2 separate regions of the Homo sapiens genome follow, and region 1 is linked to region 2. Evidence: read pairs that join two places in POLR2A ChIA-PET (ENCODE). Cell type or tissue: K562. All regions are shown on one strand. Links, peaks and the distances in the headings refer to the core of each region. The heading gives the core; the rest is flanking DNA.

Region 1 (2,915 bases), core at 238-2,737, 170 kb after region 2:
AACCAAAATTATAAGTTAAGAATTAGGTACAAATATGAATGTTTATCTGTTTTAATTTTTTTTTTTTAAGAGACGGTCTCCTTCTGTCTCCCAGGTTCGAGTGCAGTAGCACAATCAGAGCTCACTGCAGCCTCAAATTCCTGGGCTCAACGGATCCTACACTTCAGCCTTCCAAGATGCTGAGTCCACAGGCATGTGCCACCATGCTTTGCTAATTTTAAATGTTTTTGTAGAGACAGGGTCTTGCTATGTTGCCCAGGCTTGTCTTGAACTCCTGGCCTCAAGCAATTCTCCTGCCTCAGCCTCCCAAAGTGCTGGGATTATGGGTATTGAGCCACCATATCTGGCCTTATTAGATTGAGAGAATCACAAGAAATTAAAAATTTTAACGTGTTGGCACAAATATCACAAATCCAGAAAAATAGCGAAATATTTTTATTAGCTCCCTGCCACTGCTCCAAAAACCTTTTTAAAAAACATCTTTGGGTTGCAAACTCTTTGATTACTTCTTTATTATAATTTTGAGATGTCACTACCTAAAGAGAAGAGAAAGATAATTTAACATTTTCTCTGGAATGGTTGATCACAAATTTTTTTTATTACTGATACTTCTAAAAAATTGTCTTTTAGCTTTCCAACTTGTAATTGGGAATGTCATGAAAAAAATTTTTTTTTTTTTTTTTTGGGACGGAGTCTCGCTCTGTCCCCCAGGCTGGAGTGCAGTGGCGCGATCTCGGCTCACTGCAAGCTCCGCCTCCCGGGTTCACACCATTCTCCTGCCTCAGCCTCCAGAGTAGCTGGGACTACAGGCGCCCGCCACCACGCCTGGCTAATTTTTTTGTATTTTTAGTAGAGACGGGGTTTCACCGTGTTAGCCAGGATGGTCTCCATCTCCTGACCTTGTGATCCGCCCGCCTCGGCCTCCCAAAGTGCTGGGATTACAGGCGTGAGCCACCGCGCCTGGCCGAAAATTTTTATGATTGTTTTCAAATTTGAAAAAAAGTCTATCATTTTTGTCATATATTAACTGTTCCATATATGTAGGTACACAGGTTTATAGGGCATGTACTCTGCCATTCTGCTCAGAGCACATGTGCTACAAACGTAGGAATTCTCATAAACTATTTCTCAAAACTCTCATTCAAAATAACAGCAAAAGGGGCTAATTTTTTTGTAATTGTATACACTACATTTTCAGGCATCTTTATGATAAGAGAGAGTTTGCAGTCTGATGAGGTGTTGTGAGAACTGAATCTTCCACTTACAACTTTCCACATCTGCTGTTTGAAAGAATTCTCTATATACAATCTTTGGCTTGATACATTTCAGACTTTATTTCTCCTCCACTTTCCATCTGTAACCGGTGCTGGGAGCTGAAGGACACGTTCTCATTTCCCCATGACCTCCAGCCTCGCATCTGATACTAAGCAGTGGGTGCGTCAGCACAGCGGTGACAGGGAGTATTTCAGAAAGCCATTTGTGCTCTGGAATGGCTGGCAGTAACATAACTATGCGTAGAGGTGGCTGTGACCTACACAAATATATATCTTCATGAACACAAGCTAAACTTGTCACTCATTCATCTTTCCCTTAACTGCATTCCAGAAATGCCTGCAGCCCCCTCCAATGCTGCCCCACCCAAAGAGTTATGTGAGGGAGTGGGAATCCGAGTGAAAGAGGCCGCATTCTAAATCGCAAAGCCTTATCAGCTTTGCAAATTTTACAGTGACAGGTGACCATGTAAACACATTGGCAAGACTCCTCCAGGGCCCTGGAAGGGGCCAATGCAAGGGACAGGTCCTGAGGTTAAGCTTCATTGACCTCATGGTGAAAGGGAGGTCTCTAGTCCATGGAAGAGAAAGAGCTATAGCTCTCAACATTCTGGACAGAATGTAGCATGCAACTGCAAGGGCAGAGTTGAGGCTGTTGTCTGGATAAACTGAGAAGCAAGAAGTCTCAGGTGCTTAGTCCAGGTCAGGTCAGTGGTTTCACCAGCAGTTTCCAGCAGAGGTAACTGCAGTAGCGTGCACTAGAGTAGGCGTCCTGCTACATTGGACTGCCTGGGAGAGAGGGCCTTGTGGTGCTAACTGGGTGTCATCATGTCTTCTGTCCACTGAAGCTCATCCTTCATGGGCCAAGACACCAATGAAAAACCAAGTTACCAATTCCTTGAAATGATGTCACTAAAAAGCAATCACTTTGTTACAATTTAAACATAATATTTGCATCTAAATTTGGACTATTGCATCCTAACAAATATTTATGTTCTGTACACATCAACTAATATTAGAGACAGTCTGGTGAACAAAGAGAGAACATCTTATTAAAAGTAAAATTCTCAGCCAGATGTGGTGGCTCACACCTGTAATCCCAGCACTTTGGGAGGCCGAGGTGGACTTCAAGACCAGCCTGGCCAACATAGTGAAACCCCATCTCTACTAAAAATACAAAAATGTGTCAGGCATAGTGGTGCGTGTCTGTAATCTCAGCTACTCAGGAGGCTGAGGCAGGAGAATCACTTGAATCCGGGAGGCAGAGGTTGCAGTGACCTGAGATGGTGCCACTGAGCACTAGCCTGGTGACAGAGCGAGACTCCATCTCAAAAATAAATAAATAAATACAAATAAAAGTAAAATTCTCATGGTGGTTCAGATCCCACACGGACAGCCATTGTCCTGGGGTCCCGTTTCCAATTTATCCTAATGGTGTGTTTTACGATATGAGCTTGAAGAAAAGTAATAAAAAGTTTTTTTTTAAGTATTCTGAAATCTGATTTTTTAATCAAGTCAGTTCGGTGTTTGACTCTCTATAGAACTCAGACTCTTAGGGCAATGAGTCCCATCTGTGTCTCCTGCTTTCCATTCTTTCTTCAGTCTCCATATTTGCATTTCTGCCCTATTACAACAGCCTTTTAA
Region 2 (2,915 bases), core at 132-2,631:
AGGGTGGCAGCTTTTTTATCAGCTGTCCCCAAAAGAGGCCCTTCTCCCAGTTGCCACGGACCAAAGCTCCTCCTGGGAGCTCCAGCCTGTCTGTTCAATGTTTGCCTTGCGCCTTTTCCTGGTGAGGCCACCCCCGGCACCATCTCAGGCCTCAGAAGGACGACCTCACTGAAACAGCCCTTAGGTTGGGAAAGAAGCAAGCCCTCCGCGCCCCGTCCAAGTCTCTCAACTGGGCACGAGCACACACAGACGCCCAGGCCCTGTCCCTGCGCCAGAATGGCCGCTCGCGTTTCCAGGCACGATGCCCCTTTCCATGAGTGCACAGAGCCCTGGGCTGAGCTGGGGGCCGAGCTCCACGCTCTCTGAGCAGCTCTGAGCGGCACGCCAAAGAAGGTCTTTCAGATGGGCTCTGGGATGTGGAACCATGGCGTCCAGCCCTAGCGTCGACTCCACACTAGAGGCACCCTGACTTTCGCCCCCTTCTTACCTGAGTATCAGCTTACTTCCATCTGGGGACTGAATATGGGGCAGATTCCAGAAAAAGGAGGTTGGGGCACCAAAACCAACACCAACTCTGCCAACGGAGCCAGCACAGCTATTTGTCTCCAACCACAGGCCGCAAGGGAAGTTCACGGGCTCGGCACCCCCAGGTCCCGGATGTAAGGATATTGCCCGTTAGACAAAGGAAAGGCCCCAAGTCCACAACTCATGTTTGTGAGCTTAACCTTGTCCTATAAAGCACTTTGGAACAGGCCCAGGTTCTCCCACCATGTACAGCTGCCATTGACCTGGACAGTCCCGCAAGGTCCTTCAGTGGAAACCCAGAAGGGAGAGTCACTGCATGTGAACCCTAAGGGTTCTGGAGGTCAAAGTTGCTGTGGGTGACAGGCAACCAAGACTAAGGGCAAACTTGAAACATAAATGAGTTAAAACCCACAAAAATAAGACAGTTTTAAATAACTAAACTGTTTTCTCATTCTTCCTTTTTCATCTGAGGACGTTTTAGGCAAATGAAGCTTTAGAGTTTTTCTCCTTTCATTGGGTTGACAGTGTTTAAAATTATATCCAGAGCTGTCTAATTTGCCTATTGCTCTAGGCATACTGATCCTCAGGAGGTAAGATTGGATGGGTTAAAGTGGACAGGCTCAGGGGCTGAGACTGTCCATCTCTCTGAGAGTCGGGGGCAGCATTTATCAGGGGCCTGTGGTCAGCCAAGCTTGGCTTGGGCTCTGTGGGAAGATAAAACCAACTGGCCCAGATGGACTTCTGTGGGGCCTGGATACTGTTGGGAAGATAAAGCACATAAGCCCGGTAAGAAAAAAAAAAAAAAAAAAAAAAAAAAGCCCAGGAGAAGGAATGCAAGTGATTCCAATGCAATTGAATTAAGTACAAACTCACTAGGAATGGGGGGGGGGGTTTGATTGGCGAAGGGGTTAGTCAGGGGTGGTTAACCACAGAAGATTGAGGAGGTGAACTTTAAGTTGGACTTGGAGGTAGAAGAGAGAAGTTAGGGGAAGCATTTGTTTTATATTTGGGTGGGGTGCGTGGGAGTGTGGATAAGTGAAGTGTCACACACACACACACACACAACTTTGAGTAGGAAGAGGGTCAAGATGACCAGGTTGGCCTAGACAAGTCAGTACTAGCTTAAAAAGTCACACTCAGGATTCCTGCAGCACCTCCCCCATACCCACCCCCACCCCAATGGGCACAGCACTCCCTCTTCTCTCCAACGCAGGCCTCCTGTCTGGGGTGCTATGATCATTTCCATAGCAACCAATTGCTCTGTGACAGAGACATAATTCTGACTCCAGGTAGGTTATGAACAGAAGAAACATATGAAACCAGTAAGTGACAGAGATCTAGTTTTCCAGTAAGTGCCCTGCTAATAAAGAAGAGAAAATGCACAAACTAAAAGATAAATGGAACAGGAATGAGCAAATGCTAAATTTTCTATGAGGCATCAGCTGTTTGTTTGCTAAAAACAATAGCAACCTAATAGTTTCAACAAGAATGGTGCTGGCAAGGACAGCTCAGAACAGCCTCTGTCAGTCTGCAGAGTAGGGGCGATGGCAGAGCCCGGGTATGCACAGTGTCAGGGTTGTGAGGCAGAAAGATGCCTTAAACGCATCACCTCAATCCTGCACACATCCCTAGTGCCTTTATTGGAAAAGCTGCACTGCTGCTGCTGTGAATCCAGCATGACCTCGCCTTCATTCATTCATTCACTTATACATGCATGCATGCATGCATATATTCAAGAACTCATCAGTGCTAGGTAGGTTACTAATTAGAAATAATTGGGAGAAAAGTCTGAATTACTAGGTATTTTAGAAGCAAAGCTTTCTTACTCTGAAAGCATGGCTGAGATGGTGCCTTCAGCAGGGACTCAGAGAGTCTGATCCAGTCTGGGTCTGCCACTCACACTCTGTATAACCTTGTGCAAGCCACTTACCAGTCTTGGTCTTCATCTTGTAGATGAGGTGATTGGTGATCTATGTGATGCTTCCAGATCTGTCTAGTTCAGAGGCCTGCTTTAAGTGTCTAAACGGTTAATGTCAGAGTGAGTTGATGTGTTCGGTATTTTCATAGAGCAGAACCAAGACTGTTTACTCATTTACCATTTATTTCCACCTTCTGTTGATATTGATTGACCACTTACTATGTGACAGTCACAGATCTAGGCATCAGAAATAAAGGTAAGACGTGATGGTGGCTTCAGGGCCCTCATGGCCAGGTTGGGGGACAGGCAGGCCCAGGCTCAGACCCATAGGGCACAAGCTGGTCTCCAAGTGTGGACAGAGCTCATCAGGTGTGGGGAAGGGCACCTCCACCTGTGGTCAAGAGCTCTCTCCACACCCTGGATGGGGCTGGAAGGAAAGGCAGGAGGCAGACTCAGAGAGGAGGAGCTGCAT

The links. Peaks named below come from ENCODE experiments on the same cell type or tissue, not always from the same donor. Only the 100,000 strongest peaks of a DNase experiment are listed, where the experiment ranks them.
Region 1: POLR2A ChIA-PET joins it to region 2 with 5 read pairs; 3 of 35 experiments call an interaction of 5 or more read pairs at or near these places.

What each region holds. Positions count from the first base shown.
Region 1 is chr1:116,317,696-116,320,610 of GRCh38, reverse strand. All of the region lies in intron 2 of LOC105378920 (a long non-coding RNA gene), which reads left to right. Among named protein-coding and RNA genes, the nearest start is that of ATP1A1, 54 kb to the left of the region's middle. In K562, for the core only: no CTCF peak of the experiment used is centred there; a DNase peak (open chromatin) is centred at 1,420.
Region 2 is chr1:116,491,066-116,493,980 of GRCh38, reverse strand. LOC112268235 (a long non-coding RNA gene) reads right to left here. Exons shown (of 2, transcript XR_002958352.2): 1 at 488-2,915. Among named protein-coding and RNA genes, the nearest start is that of LINC01762, 14 kb to the right of the region's middle. In K562, for the core only: no CTCF peak of the experiment used is centred there; DNase peaks (open chromatin) are centred at 1,220 and 1,710.